Linked DNA regions of Mus musculus: region 1 is linked to region 2. Evidence: chromatin loops called from intact Hi-C (ENCODE). Cell type or tissue: left cerebral cortex. All regions are shown on one strand.

Region 1 (8,000 bases), 600 kb after region 2:
AATAAACACTGTTCATTGATATCTGTCAATATCACTGGTTTCAACTCCTCAAAAAGACACAGGGAAACAGGAAGAATGCAGAAGCTGGTTTCATCCTTCTGTTGAATCAAAAAAAATACATCTCTACATCAAATGAATCTAACCCTTACTTAGAGAACATTTCAGTCAAACAGGAAAGAATGTACCTTCTTCTTAGCACTTCATGGAACATTGTCAAAAATTGACCATATAACCAGATATACAAGAAACTTTAAATAACACCTTGTATTCTATCTTACCACCACAGATTAAAACTGTAAATCGTCAACAACAAAACCAACAGACATCCTGCAGGCTCTATGAAACTGAACAAATCATTCTGAATGAAAAAGAGTCAAGATTAAAAAAGAAAGAAAGAAAGAAAAACAAAAAAAGCAAATAAGAGACTTTTAGAGTGAATGAAAATGAATACACAAAATATCAAAATCTATGAGACACAATGAAGGTGATTGTATGAGGCAAGATCATAGCAGTAACTACTAACATTTAAAAAATAAATGAAGACATCTTGTACTACTCACTAAACAGTAACCTTTGAGCCATTAAAAGTGAAATTATAAAATTTACAGGGAAAAGAATGGAACAAGAAAAAATTATCCTGAGTATGTAATCCAGACTCAGAAAGACAAATAAGGTACATATTTAGTTAGATGTGGGTATTAATTCATTGATATCCAAACTACAGTCTGTAGAACCAGAGTTCAGGTATAGGTATATATACCTAGGTAAGGGAATAGAAAAAACAGACAGATTTTTCTAGGGACGCTAAATAGAGCAGAAAGATAGTTATGGATGAATGTGCTGTTTGTGTGTATGTGCATGTATGTATGCATGTGTGTGTGTGTGTGTGTGTGTGTGTGTGTGTGTGTGTGTGTGTGTTTAGAAGGGAGGTAGAAAGATAGAATCAACTGGAGAAGAGGATGCAGGGAGGAAATACAGAGGGACAGCTAAAATTAAGAACCCTTTGAGTGGTAGTATGAATACCTAGTACAATAGGCACTTCATAAACTATATACATATGTGAAGAATTTCTAAAAGAAATCACCAAATAATTGGAGAGACAGAGTCACAACTGGGCATATCTTTTCACCAAATGAAGATAATTGTTCTGGGATTGTGTTAAATCTTTTTGGTTTGTTAACCAAAGAGGTCTTATGAAAATTCAAATCTTGGCAAGAAAATAGGTTGTTTTGCACAGACTGAAGGCAAAGATCTGTTGCTGAAGACAATACCTACATAACTCATTAAATTTGGAGAAGTCAAACTTGTGTCTACAGACAATTTTCACCCTTAGTGAAAATTCCCTTGGTAGAGGAATGTGCTTTCCATGCCACTGAAAGAGAAAGGTGAACAACAATCAGCTATAAAACCTTCAGTCTACACTGGCACCCTGACTACAAGGTATATGCTATTACAACGGTGGCACAAAACCAACCAATATATGATTTTGCTTAAAGCTTACATCATGAAAAGGAACCATATCAGCTTGGCAGCTTGGATGACCCAGAACCTGATATTAGATACCCCAGAGACCAAGGGTAAAACCAACTAATACTAGTTTAGTGAAAGAATGTGGCAGTAAGACAGTTCCTAATGATATTCTGCTATGCTCATGAATCAGTTTCTGCTCAGTCATTATCATTAGAAATATCCTCACGAGGCAGAAGGAAATAAATATAGGGACTGACATACAGGTAGTATGCAGAGATGAAGAGATCTCTGAACACTCAACCCTAAATGTGATCATCAATTCTCTCTTCGTTCAAGGCTCAGGGAACTCTGCTGAAGATGTGGCAGAAAGAATATAAAGGAGAAGATGGAAGACACCATGGAATCAATGTCCTCCAGTCAACAAGACTGATGAATTCATAGAGATTGGGGCAGCATGAATAGGCCCTGAGCAGGTCTGAACCAGAGGTCTTAGAATTGAAAGAATTGGACACATGTCCTCATCATTTGCCCAGAAGCTATCTCCAATTGATAACTACTAGCAAGTAAAAATTTTGTTTTCTCCAAGAGAGTTTCACTGGGAATATAAACTATTCTTCAGAGTAGGCTACATGTCCAGTAGTAGATGCTCAACAGAAACAAACTCAGAGGAATTTTGGAGGTTTCTTGTCACATAAAGTCATATTGGACAGTTTTGAAAAATACTATGTATACATATGTATGTATATATGTATGTATAGAAAGTATATACAGATACATACAGATATGTGTATATATATATGTGTGTGTGTCTATATATGTATATTATATATATGCTTTCTCCTCTCTCTCTTTCTCTCTCTCTCCCTCTCTCTCTCTCTCTCTCTCTCTCTCTCTCTCTCTCTCTCTCTTTACCCTATAAGTTTTTTGCTTTTCTATTATGGCTTTTGCTTTTGTGTTTTTATGGGATTAATGAGTGAGTGACCAAGTCAGTCCCTGTGACTTGTTTCTTGTGACTTATTTCTTAGGTTCTTTTCTTTCTGTTTCTTTTGTCCTATTCCAGTGTGTTCCTCTTTGTTTTACCTTATTATATTCTAGTTTAATTTATTATTTTCCTTTAGAAGCCTGTTTACTTTCTAAGCAGACACGAGACGGGGTTGGAACCAAATGAGAGGGGATATGGGTGGAGCTAGAGGAGTCTAAATTAAAGATATAAAAATAAAAACATACAACCAGGTGTCTCAGGTGTGGTGGAATATACTTTTAATCTCAGCACTCAGGAGGTAGAGCTTGGTCTATACAGTGTGTTCCAGGCAAGCTAGGGCTGCATAGTGAGACCTTGTCTCAAAAAAAGGACACAATGAACAAACAAGTTCAGCATCCACAAGTGGGATAAGAAGCAGTCACCAGAAACATCAGGGATTAATCAAGAAAGCCATCCTGGCCAAGGATACTTGTGAGCCCACTTTGAGTCATGATGTGCTGTTAATATTAGAGGAATTATCTTGACTATCTAAAGATATATAGCTAATACTAATAACATATATATGCTAGAGATACTTTCAAAGACACTTATTCTCCTTTATGCTGTGAAGAGTACTTCATAATGCACAATAAAGTGAAAATGTTTAACCTTGTTACAAATTTGTGCATATAAAATATTTTTTCACAGTGGCTAGCAAGTATGCACTCAGTAAGATTTGTTTGTGTGGAATCCATCTGGGTCTGCATAAAATAGTGGCAGAACCTCACTGACACTACATCTCTAAGGATCGAGGGCGGCAACCATGACAACCTGCAACAGAATATTTTCCTTGAAATAACAAGCAGCTTTGGGAAACAGAACAGATGATGTTCATCCTGCCAGAACTCAATCCCCTGGAAGGTTTCTGGCCTGTCCTTGTACAGCATAGCCTGTGAATATGGGATCGATATTCTTGATAGGTTCTCCCATGGTCCTAGCAAAAACTCAAATCTTCTTTATAATGTCAATGGAATGTCAGAGTTCAGTTTATAAAGGAAGGGGTGTATTTATGTATAATTTAGCAGATTCACCATGAATAATGCATTAAAATTTTGAATAACACCACATCTTGAGGCTTTGTGAGTCTCCTGAGGTTAAAGGTTTTTTATCAATGTCTTTAGGAGGCACCAAAACTATATTTCATTTCATTCAATCCAGCCATTGTTCATTTTTCTTAAGATTCCTCATTTCCAGAAATGTCTGTATTTAGAACACCTTCCATTTTAATATATGTAGATGTTAGTCAGAAAACAGAAATGCCCCTGTACAATTTCAGGTAGTTTTGCTTCCCAGAGTGACCACAGCTAGGTAAGCAGCATATCTTTGCAGAAGCGACTGGAGCATGCCCATATATCTGTGTCTCTTACACCTGTGCAGACACCTGTACTCAGGAAACATATGGGTGTCTCAATCTCTATGCATTGCTGAGCAGTACTGCTTCACATGGAGAATTTGACTTCACAAGTGGCATCTTTGAGGATCTTATAATAGAGCTGGTAACATATTAACAATCTGTTAGCAGTCTGGACTGTCATGAGGAAGAACCCACGCACAATATGAGCCATCGTTTATTTTCGCTCACACTGAGAAAAGACAACATTTATTTTAATAAATTAAGACACAGAGGACAAAAATAAACAGGTCTCGATGCATGGAGTAGGTCATTGAGAGTCAGCACAATGTTGTTGCTTTGCAACAAAGACACAGGGCAGTTTAGGAAGAGGCAAGTTGATTTTCACTTTTACAAATATAAGCAAACTGTTTTCTTGGTCACTCTGCGAGGAAATCCTAAGTACTACACTAGTGTTTTTGTTTAAACCGTGGATGGTTGATGCTATTATTGACAGTCCACAGGGATATATTTTCAGAGAGATACTCAGTTAGAAGCATGCTCTTACTAGCTGCTAAACACTGAGAAATTTATAATCCCTTGTGGGGAGAGAAAAGTGTAGAGCTGCATATATACATGATTCTCGAAAGGCATTTTAAAAGGGAGATTGCTTAAAGTCAGTGTATTGGTGCAACAGTAAAAATTGTTCAATTCCTCTACATCGAACAATTCCCATTACCTGTCCTGTTGGTAGTTGGTATTATAAGGGAATGAAGTCCATAATATTATTATGATCAGTGCACAGTCATCTATGGGAGTGTATTTAGACTTAATTTTAAAAGAGGTTTGTGATTCTTTATCAGAGGAAACACATTTATTCATGTGAAGATGAGAGATGAAAGGGCTTTTATACCCATTGTGTTGAGGTAAGAATTGGTTATTTGGAGTGGTTTTGGCAAACCATGGTGATGTAATTTCTATAGAAGAGCCATCATAAATGGGAATATATTTCATACATTATGGCTCTTCTAAGACCTGGGACTAGAGTAAGGGTCCTCATTAGTACAGCAAGTTTGTACAACACTACTACCGCTGAACTCCAGAATATTTGCACAGGATAGGTCACTTTTTCCAATTTAGTTTCCTTTTGTCTCGAAAATTATCAGGTTATTTACTTATTTATGACTCTTTCTTCAGTAAAACCCTTTCCTCCTAAAATACCATTATCCTTCGCTCATATACCTTCAGTTCACTAGTCTTAGAATCAGCATTCTGCCTGACTGGGGAGAATCCCAAAGGAACAGGCAGATTTGGGAGAATTCATAAATCCTGAGAACAAGCACAGACTTTCTAAGACTACAACAAGAACTCGAGTTTAGAGTTAAAAAGAAGGCGTGTGAGACTTTTAAAAACGGTTTGCAGGCATCTGGCCCTGATTACTGAGCTTTGCAATTAGGATTGTTGGGAACTTCTGGCACGCCGACTCTTGCAGAGAGCTGTTGCGTGGAAGAAGTAAATTGACGTAAGAGGCCTGAGAACACTTGCTCCTTAAGCAAAGGAGGGATGAGAATCTGGGAATATATCAGCATATATCAAAGATGATTATGGAGGTCAGCAGAAAAGTTGTAGAGTCAGAGGACAGGGAGGAATGCTACAAAATGTCTTCTAGACATGGGCTAGAGAGTACAGGAATCCACAGCAGCTGTGGTTGCCTGCAAAAGAACTACACAAAATCAAACCTGTCAACACTCCAGGAAGGATAAGGGAGGCTTTCAAGAACACTGGCTGAGGAGCTAGTTTCTGGAAGAGGAAGACTGGGTTTTCCTCAAGGGTGAGGCCAGTTGACTGAATGTGCTCCATTGGAAAACTTCCCATCTGTACACATTTGGGTAACACTCATTTTGGCCTCAGTTGGAAAAAACGCATGTGTGTATGTGGATATATGTATGCGTATGCATATATGTATATGTATATAGTAAGAAATTAGGATGGAAACACTAGCGATCCAGTAGGAATTGGAGAGTAGGAGTGAGGAGATAGTCAAAAATCATTGTACACATGAGTGGTATTTTAAGAAGCAGTACATATATGGTGTATGTGTGTTTCTATGTGTAAGTATGTGTATAATTGAGAGAAATTCTTACACTTAAGATGACAAAAGAGTTTAAAAATCCTTGAAACTTTCACCTACAGTGAGCTGTTGACCTGCTAGTTTTGACTTTGTTGAAGAGGCTTGTTTACGGAGCTTTCTCTTGCACACTAGTTTTAATGTATGATATTTGCTTCTTTCTAAAAAAAGAAAAAATGACATGGCAGTAAATTTAATTCCCATGGCACACACACCAGACTAAGTGCTTGTTTTTAAATAAACCATTATACAGAAATTTGCATTAAAGACTTTTTTTGACCCTTTTCCAATTAATCATGAAAATAAATTGTGCTGATCAAGCGTTCTAGGTAATGTGTAGATTTTTGGATTGGACAAAGTGATTAATTTTCTGAAACTATAGTTAATCTTCTGGAGATAAACTGAAAAGATAATGATTTCAGTTGGCAAGAACAGATGCTCATTTATCTTCTTGTCAACATCCAATAAAAAAGGCTTTGAGAGACCATAGAAACCTAGCCTCTTGAATAAATGTGGTCAGGTGTCATAGGATTTTATTTTTAAACAATGACAATTCAATACAATGAACCACATTCTTACACACCCACAAAAACTTTTTCCTAAGAAATACTGCTCACTTAGAATTCCCATGTTTATAATGCCTTTCCTACCTAGATTAATATTTGGGCATGCTCATTTGAATATGTGAGCTTTTTAAAACCACTAAGGTAATTTCCTGAGAAATCATTTTACTAAAATTACAAAGCATGAAACTTCCTTTTGTATACCTGTATACCTTCCTTTTGTATCCTCTGTACCCTTAGTTTAAGCTAGACCTCAATCCCATGAGAGAAGCTTATTTTTGCCACAAAGTATGGTTAATACCAAGAGTCAAATTTTTCAATGAGTAGAGAATTCATGGTCAGTAGACTGCTTAGCCCTAAATGGATCGTCTGCATCACACTCCTCCATCCAATGCTCAGAGGTGATTATCGAACTCAGCAGAAAAGTTGTAGAGTCAGAGGACAGGGAGGAGTGCTACAAAATGTCTTCTAGACATGGGCTAGAGAGTACAGGAATCCACAGCAGCTGTGGTTGCCTACACAGAATCAAACCTGTCAACACTCCAGGAAGGATAAGTGAGGCTTTCAAGAACACTACCCTCAGCTGAGGAGCTACAGTTTCTGCAGGAGGAAGACTCGGTTTTCCTCAAGGGTGAGGCCAGTTGATTGAATCTTCTCCATTGGAAAACTTCCCATCTGTACACATTTGGGTAGCACTAATTTTGACCTCAGTTGGAAAAAACGTTTGTGTGTATGTGACTATATGTATATGTATATGTATATGCATTATGCATTATGTATGTGCATGTGTATGTGTATGTGTATGTATATGTATATGTATATGTACATAGTAAGAAATTAGTATGGAAACACTAGTGATCCAGTAGGAATTGGAGTGTAGGAGTGGGGAGATAGTCAAAAATCATTGTACACATGAGTGGTATTTTAAGAAGCAGTACATATATGGTGTATGTGTGTTTCTATGTGTAAGTATGTGTATAATTGAGAGAAATTCTTACACTTAAGATGACAAAGGAGTTTAAAATCCTTGAAACTTTCACCTAAAGTGAGCTGTTGACATGCTAGTTTTGATTTTGTTGGAGCTAGTAAGCAGGAATGTAGAAACTTTCGCTGTGGGGTAGATGGCTTTCATTGTTCCTGCTCCCTCTGTGTCAGCAACTGGAAAAGACCTTGGTAATTCTCAGGGTTTAGGGGGAGTGCCTTTATGTAACACTGTCTATTCTAGCAAAGATGCCATGTGATCTAACAACCCGAGGTCAAATGAGTTTTCATAATTTATGAAGACACTTGCAAGCCCGGCAGCCCATAGAAAATAGATGGTAATAGAAGAGTCATTGATGTGTGTGTGTGCATGTGCGTGCACGAGTGTGGGAATGTCTATAACTTGCCTTTTCTTCCTGTAGCTCTGAGGTTGACTGCAGGTCCCTGCCAGGTGAGCACTCCACCTCCTAAACCCATGCCCATAGCCTTGTGTGTTTTATGACTGAA
Region 2 (8,000 bases):
CACACACACACACACACACACACACACACACACACACACACACACACACACACAGTGTATATATATATCAGGTGATATATATACACACCTGATGTGAGTTCTGGGAACAAAATTCATGTGGTCTGGCAGAGCAGCAAGCACTCTTAACTACCAAATCATCCCCCTAGTAAGGGTTTAAGTGAGTTGACTAAATTTTCTATAACTTTAGCTATGACATAATTATTCATTAGGTTTTTTTGCATTATTGTATATTAGCAACATTTAGATAAGAGTTTCGCAAAGAATGGATTAATAGATGAAACAATTTTTAAACTACATTTCAAAACAGTTATATTCAAGATATGCCTTTTCTCAAAGTATTTTATAGACATGAAATCAGTTAAAATTCCACAGGGAACTGGAGTAGAAGCAAATTTATATTTTTTCTTTTTTCTTTTTTTTTCTTGATAAATGTCTGTAAAATCCATTTACCCGACTGATATTATGCTAAATAGAAATTACCTGCTTTATTTATTTATTTATGTTAGAAAACATAACCCAAGGCATTGTAATATTTGGAACGGAGCCTGCAACCACCTAGAAAACATTGAATTATGCTTGGTGACTTGATACTTAGATGGCCCACTTAATTGTTAATATATTTTTTTAATTTTTAATCTTTGTCTAGTGTTTTTGACAGCTTATTGGTAAGGATAAGAGTGGTATTCAGAATAACTTTAGAAAATTGCTATAAGGGGTAGAGATACATTGTTAAGGCTGGGATACGAAATGTGCCCTTCCCCCTACTAAACGCTCAAGGGATGAAGGCTTGTTTCCTAGGTGGTGTAGTTTTTAAGGTGATTGGATCATCATGTGCTCACTTTACTAGTACACCAATCACTTGATGAGTTGGTAGCTGAATTGGTTATTAGGAGATGAGGCCTCTTTATAGGAAAATAATTGGTAGCAGATGTTTGTTTCTGGTCTGTCTGTATGTTTTTAAGACAGAGTATCTCTATGTAATCTTGTCCTGTCCTGTATGTGTACCAGGCCAGTCTTGAACTCATAAAGATCCACCTGCCTCTCCTGAGTACTGGGATTAAGGGCATGTGTCACTACGTACAGCCCAATACTGGGTCTTGTATTCCTAGAATTTGACCAGTTATGCATCTTTCCCTTGACTACAGCCCAGTGATGAAAGGAGGTTCTCTGATGGAGGTTGAGAGCAGCCCATATATATGAGTATAAACATAAATAATAACAATTTAGAAGGCAATTTGACAGCATGATATTTAACAAAATAACAATACTAGCTTCTATCATAGGGCACATAGTCTCCCAAGCCATGGGCTTTTTGGCCAGGTTAGTACCAGGCATGAAATTCCCTCCTAATGAGCAGGATTCCAATCCAAACAGAATGTGGCTAATTACCCTATACCAGTTGTACCTTGTTGTACCTGTGAACACATGTTGTCTAGAGTTGTTGCAGTATTGTTGCAGTCAGGATCTAGTGATGGGTAAAATGCTGAGTTCCCCTTACCTTCCCATCCCCTGCAGCATGAGGATGACTTTAGGATACTATGAAAGCTAGTTTGAGATTGATTTCTCTGTGACTAATAACCAAAGTGTTATTTTTTCAGCAATCGAATCTTACCATGTAAGCAATACTGATGGAAACAGCTGTGTTATTTGGAGACATCTGGAGCCTTCCCCCTGACCAATACTAATAGAGAGATACTGCTTACTGTGTACTGCAGTGTTTGTTTTATGATCAGTGACTGCTGGGAGTGGCATTGCTCACTCATGCTGGACACCTGCTTCAATGCCTTTTTAAAAATTTTTTTATTTTATTTTAATTAGGTATTTTCTTCATTTACATTTCCAATGCTATCCCAAAAGTCCCTCATACCCCCTCCCCAACTCCCCTACACACCCACTCCCACTTCTTGGCCCTGGTGTTCCCCTGTACTGCAGCATATAAAGTTTGCAAGCCTAATGGGCCTCTCTTTCCACTGATGGCAGACTAGGCCATCTTCTGATTCATATGCAGCTAGAGACACGAGCTCCAGGGGGTTCTGGTTAGTTCATATTGTTGTTTTACCTATAGGGTTGCAGACCCCTTTAGCTCCTTGGGTGATTTCTCTAGCTCCTCCATTGGGGGCCCTGTGATCCATCCAATAGCTGACTGTGAGCATTCACTTCTGTGTTTGCTAGGCCCTGGCATAGCCTCACAAAAGACAGCTATATCAGGGTCCTTTCAGCAAAATCTTGCTAGTGTGTGCAATGGTGTCAGTGTTTGGAGGCTGATTATGGGATGGATCCCTGCATATGGCAGTCTCTAGATGGTCCATCCTTTTGTCTCAGCTCCAAACTTTGTCTCTGTAACTCCTTCCATGAGTGTTTTGTTCCCAATTCTAAGAAGGGGCATAGTGTCCACACTTTGGTCTTCATTCTTCTTGAGTTTCATGTGTTTTGCAAATTGTATTTTATATCTTGGGTATTCAAAGTTTCTGGGCTAATATGCACTTATCAGTGAGTATATATCATGTGTGTTCTTTTATGATTGGGTTACCTCACTCAGGATGGTGCCCTCCAGGTCCAACCATTTGCCTAGGAATCTCATAAATTAATTCTTTTTAATAGCTGAGTAGTACTCCATTGTGAAAATGTACCACATTTTCTGTATCCATTCCTCTTTGAGGGGCATCTGGGTTCTTTCCAGCTTCTGGCTATTATAAATAAGGCTTCTATGAACATAGTGGAGCATATGCCCTTCTTACCAGTTGGAACATCTTCTGGATATATGCCCAGGAGAGGTATTGCAGGATCCTCCGGTAGTACTATGTCCAATTTTCTGAGGAACCACCAGTCTGATTTCCAGAGTGGTTGTACAAGCTTGCAATCCCACCAACAATGGAGGAGTGTTCCTCTTTCTCCACATCCTTGCCAGCATCTGCTGTCACCTGAATTTTTGATCTTAGCCATTCTGACTGGTGTGAGGTGGAATCTCAGGGTTGTTTTGATTTGCATTTCCCTGATGATTAAGGATGCTGGACATTTTTTCAGGTGCTTCTCAGCCATTCGGTATTCCTCAGGTGAGAATTCTTTGTCTAGCTCTGAGCCTCATTTTTTAATGGGGTTATTTTATTTTCTGGAGTCCACCTTCTTGAGTTCTTTATATATATTGGATATTAGTCCCCTATCTGATTTAGGATAGATAAAGACCATTTCCCAATCTGTTGGTGGCCTTTTTGTCTTATTGACAGTGTCTTTTGCCTTACAGAAGCTTTGCAATTTTATGAGGTCCCATTTTTAGATTCTCTATGACTAATGTCTTTATAAAAACAGATGACATTGAAGAAAAGCATCAGAGGGGAGATCCTCCAAGTATGACTGGAGCAGAGGCAACTTGCTGAAGCTGCAACCAACGGCCTTCAAGGAATTTTGGCAACCACAGAAATTAAGGGAGGGATGAGGGCCTTTTACTCCAGAGCCTTCAGAGGAAGCAAAGGCCAACGGATACCATGGATTCAGAATTCTACATTCCAGAATTTAGAGAAAATGAGTTTCTGTTATTTGAAGACACTGGCATCTTTTGATTTGCTGTGGAAGCCCCAGAGATCTAATGTATACCATAGAAGGGAATTACTGTTGAAAAGCAAAATGGCAGTTGGGTATCAACTCAGAAATTTAAAGCACCAGTGAGGGGGTATAAAGAGAGAAGGTGTTACCCACCACAACATACTTACTTATTGTTACACACTCTAAACTTCTTATCCTTGGTTTCTTAGATTAAAATAGAAAAGGAATAAAATTGTCTATTTCTTCTCTGTGCCTTACTCTTTTGATGAATCAAATTATGGAAAGGGGATATTTTTGTTTCTTGATCCAGTTTTATAATCCATATACAGTTGTGAGAAACTCTAAACAGTTTTGGCAACAACATTTGTCATCTTTATTTTAGGCCCCATCTTAGTTATTACGTGTGAATATTGCAGAGTATTTTGAAGGTGTGTGTATGTGAGAAGTTCATCGTATCTGAATCAGAGATACTGATTTGCATTTCCTTATTACCTTTGCCATACTTTACAGGCTTATGTTAAGAAGGCTCTGTAATAGGAGTGTGCTGGAACCCAGTGAGACACTAGTCTGTCTTGTGCTGAAACCTCAAGTGTTATCTCTTCATTTCTTTCTGTCGTGTAATGAAGTGATTTTCTTGTATCTTGAGATTTTTATATTACTCCAATTCATCCTTACACAGTGCTGAAGTCATAATTTAAAAAAAAATCTTGCTTATAACATATGGGTTTGCCAGCCCACAATTATATAATACATAAATAGTACTAAGTCCACTTAAAGAACATTAAAAGTAAAGTCCTATATTAGAGTATGAAACCAAAGAACCAATTAAAATAAAGAAGGATGTGGTTGGTTTTGAGAAAGTCAAAGGATCTAACATAGGTAAACTGCTAAACAAGAAAAAGAGAAGAGAAATCTAATCTTGGACTTTTCAGTACTTCTGAGTCTTCACAGCAACAATTTCTGAGCTTAAATGTACTTCAAATGTAGCTTAGGAATTTAGTGGAAGAAAAAGGGGAAAAACCTATTTCAGAACTTTTTCATCTATTTTAAGTTTTGAATAAGTTAAAAAAGTACTGTTAGGGCCACAAAAAGACTCTGTGTGTGTGTGTGGGGGGGGGGGGTGTGTATGTGGAAAAGGCTACACTTTGGCAATTTCAAGACATTTCAAGACATCTGGTTACACAGATAGGACCCACACAAATGAGTACTACCCAAGATAATTTAAAAAGCGCCGAGACTCTGTGAGAAGAAATAAGCATTTCATTTTTATACCATTACTGCTGTCAATCAATTCTGCAGAGAAAAACAAAGAAGAAAGAATCAACAAAGGACAAAGCAATTTATCTCTAAATGTTCAAAAGAGACAGGTGCTGCCTGTCCTTTCCACACGAAACAAGTTTCCTTCTCTGTACTCTTTTTTAAAAGACTTCCCTAAACAGGGGGGAAATGTGATTCCAATAGGAAATTTAGAATCAATGAAAACTGATGTGTGTGTGTGTGTGTGTGTGGGTGTGTGTGTGACCTTGTCAAATTAATTTTAGTTGCTATGTCTTTACTATAAAGGTATGTCCCATGCATTGTGCTCTTCTACATAATCCTTTTTATGTTGCTCAGGATAGATATATTCTGAAAGTGGCAACTCTATTAACCTTAGCTCTATGCATTTTGGGAAAAAAAAATCAGCTATGCTTCACATGGTTGTCATGCTGAGCAATGGTGCAGAATGTTAATTTTGAAAACTAAACAGAATCTGGACCATGTTTTCCAAGTAGGAGAGAAACAATGGATTGAAGAAGAATGAAGATGGTTCTCACCTCACAGTCCTGTTGGAATGTGATACAGCATAGGAAGAGCCAAAGGAGATGCAAAAGTCAAAACAAAAGGCTATCTGTAGTTATCACAGTGCTGGATAGTTAGGTGATGCTGTGTTTGGTGAGCACGTTAGGATGCCTGCTTGGTTTTAGATGTATCCTGTGCTTTAAGTCCACTTTTTTTTAACAGGTCTAATCTCACCACCCTAGTTTTAGAGCTGGAAAAGCCAAGACACAAAGAAAGAAAAGTACATGGCAGATCTATTACCATTAATAAGTGATAGAAAAAAGGGGTCCTTTTGCAAGTCTAGACACATCCTTTCCCTAACCTCTCGCCTCCTTACCTAGCGACACCTCCTCCATCCCAGATCTAATTTAGAAGCACACAGAATGTGAATGTCAGTGAATCTGTGGGTGGATTATTCACAATTTCCAGATGTATGGTACTATTTGTGAAGCTTCTGGGTAGACTCTGGTGGGATTGCCTTAAATTTGTCTGCTCTGCATCTCTTTCTCCTATTTTAGTATCCTCATCCTGATTTGGCCTGGGGGAAACTATTCTCTCCTGCATATCCATCTTGGTGCTCTGTATTTCCTTGGCTAAAGGGTAGTTATGACACATAAACTACCCTGATCAGATGCTCTGTAGCTGAGTTAGGAATTTTGAGGTCTATGACAAAGACCTAAAATAGTTTCTCATTCTGGTGTGAGAATCTGGAGGAGACTGGTAAGAGATACTTCAATGAACAGAGACTGAGTCCTAAGTTGTTGGGCTTGGCTCTCTGAATTCTAGCATGTTACCTTTTCCTGCAATGCTGTGGGCTTTTCAAGAGTCTTCTCTCACATTCCTTTCTATCTGAAGATAATTAAATTCTATTTTTTTATTTACATATATCAGTTCTCATACATTACATATATCCGTTCTCTGCTCTATATTTATGTGGTTCTGGAGAGTGAACTCAAGTCACAGTGCTTGCATAACAAATGTTCACTGAGCCAACTTTCTGGCTTCACTCATTCTGTTTATTTTGCTGAAGTGGGGGGGGGGGTGGTGGCAGAAACATACTTCAGGAATCCATGGACAACTTATGTTGTTATATTGAACTGACTTTGTGTCCTGTCAGGGCACTCCTGAATTAAAGAAAAGCCCTCTGGGTTTGTTTTACTTGCTTGACCCCTTGAAAATGTTCTTGCATACAAGTAGCTACTTTGTATCAGTAAAGTACAATTATATTTTGGAAGAAATTTGTTCTCTTTTCACATAGATGCTCATGTTGCCCAGTAAAAAGGAACAGAGTCAAAAGACAAAAGGATTGAATTCTGCTATTAGCTTCCTATCATAAGAACTTTTTGATGAACTACAAGGATATCCCCCAATGCTGCTACAGTACCATTTCTTTTGTAGAGGTAACCAACAAATGTCTAATTGATCTCAGACCTACTACCGGGGGAGAAATTCATAACTGACACTGTAAACCCAGTCACTAACCCATGGCTGGACCTTAGAGGAGAATCTAATCCTGTCATTTTGCCAAAATATAATTTCTAGTCATGTTCTAAATATCCCTATACCCATAGATCTATGTAGGTCTCAGCCTTCACAGTGTGGCGTTTTTTGCTTTCTTTCTGTAGACTCTTACAGAAACTCAAAACAGGTCTCAAACTCAAATAATGTAGAGACCAAGTAAGTAATTATGGGATCTCCAATCAAAACTGATATATCTACAGTGTAACATCTATACCCTTAAGTGTTGCTTAGCAAAAAGAATGAAAAGGAGTGTAGAAAGAATGCAAGAACCAGAGGACAGGAACACCTGCCATGCTCTAGACATGACAAGGAAACTGAAACCATAATTTCTTAACAGGATGTTTACCTGAACGAAACATGCATAATAAAGCCTTGCAAATAAAGCTAGGGGATATTCCAGAAGGTCCCACCCTAGATGAAGAACCAAAGATGGTCCATGGCTGGGAGGTAGAGGAAGAATCAGTTTGTCCAATCTGATGTGGTCAGCTCAATTATAGGTATACATAAGTAATGCTAAGTGGACTCAGTAGGTTGTATATACACATAAAACTATACCCACCTATACATATATATGTATGTACATGTACCAACAATAAGTAAAGAAGAGGTCATATATTTGGGATAGTGCCACGCCCTCTGGTCAAGTCGGCTTGACAGGCTGAAAGTCTGGAAGCACTCGAGAGGAAAAGAGTTTCAAGGAAACTCACCTCCTGGAGCTTTGGCGTTCTCATTTACCCACATACTCATACTCTATTCCCACGTTAGTCTGGAGTATGGATCTATGAGCTCTCTTTTAATATTTTATTATAAATGCCTTTTAAGATTAAATTCTGTTATAGTTAAGTCTCCCCATTGTTCCAAGGTCCCAGAAGCCTGCCAGCTTAGAATCCTGTAAGAATGCAGTAAGGAAGTTTACCCATTCAGTTATTAACTAAGCATTACAGAAGATGGAGCCAGTAGCCCAGAGCTGGTCTGCAAAATATTCACCAAGGGCAGTAACAAATTTCACCCAAACTAGGGAATACCAAAATAGAGTCAGGGAATCCCACTGAGATAGAAATCTTCAGTACAGGCTACCTTGAATATTAGAAGCAAGTTGG

Evidence for each region. Hi-C counts contacts between places; a loop is a spot of excess contacts. Peaks named below come from ENCODE experiments on the same cell type or tissue, not always from the same donor. Only the 100,000 strongest peaks of a DNase experiment are listed, where the experiment ranks them.
Region 1: it touches region 2 in a loop (9-fold over the local background); 2 of 42 quality-filtered maps call a loop at or near these places.

What each region holds. Positions count from the first base shown.
Region 1 is chr11:41,488,206-41,496,205 of GRCm38, forward strand. No RefSeq gene overlaps it. Among named protein-coding and RNA genes, the nearest start is that of A230004M16Rik, 220 kb to the right of the region's middle. In left cerebral cortex, no CTCF peak of the experiment used is centred here; DNase peaks (open chromatin) are centred at 3,252, 3,993, 5,270, 5,550 and 1 more place; H3K27ac peaks cover 3,316 bases.
Region 2 is chr11:40,885,768-40,893,767 of GRCm38, forward strand. No RefSeq gene overlaps it. Among named protein-coding and RNA genes, the nearest start is that of Ccng1, 130 kb to the left of the region's middle. In left cerebral cortex, no CTCF peak of the experiment used is centred here; DNase peaks (open chromatin) are centred at 4,191, 4,718, 5,381 and 5,926; H3K27ac peaks cover 2,979 bases.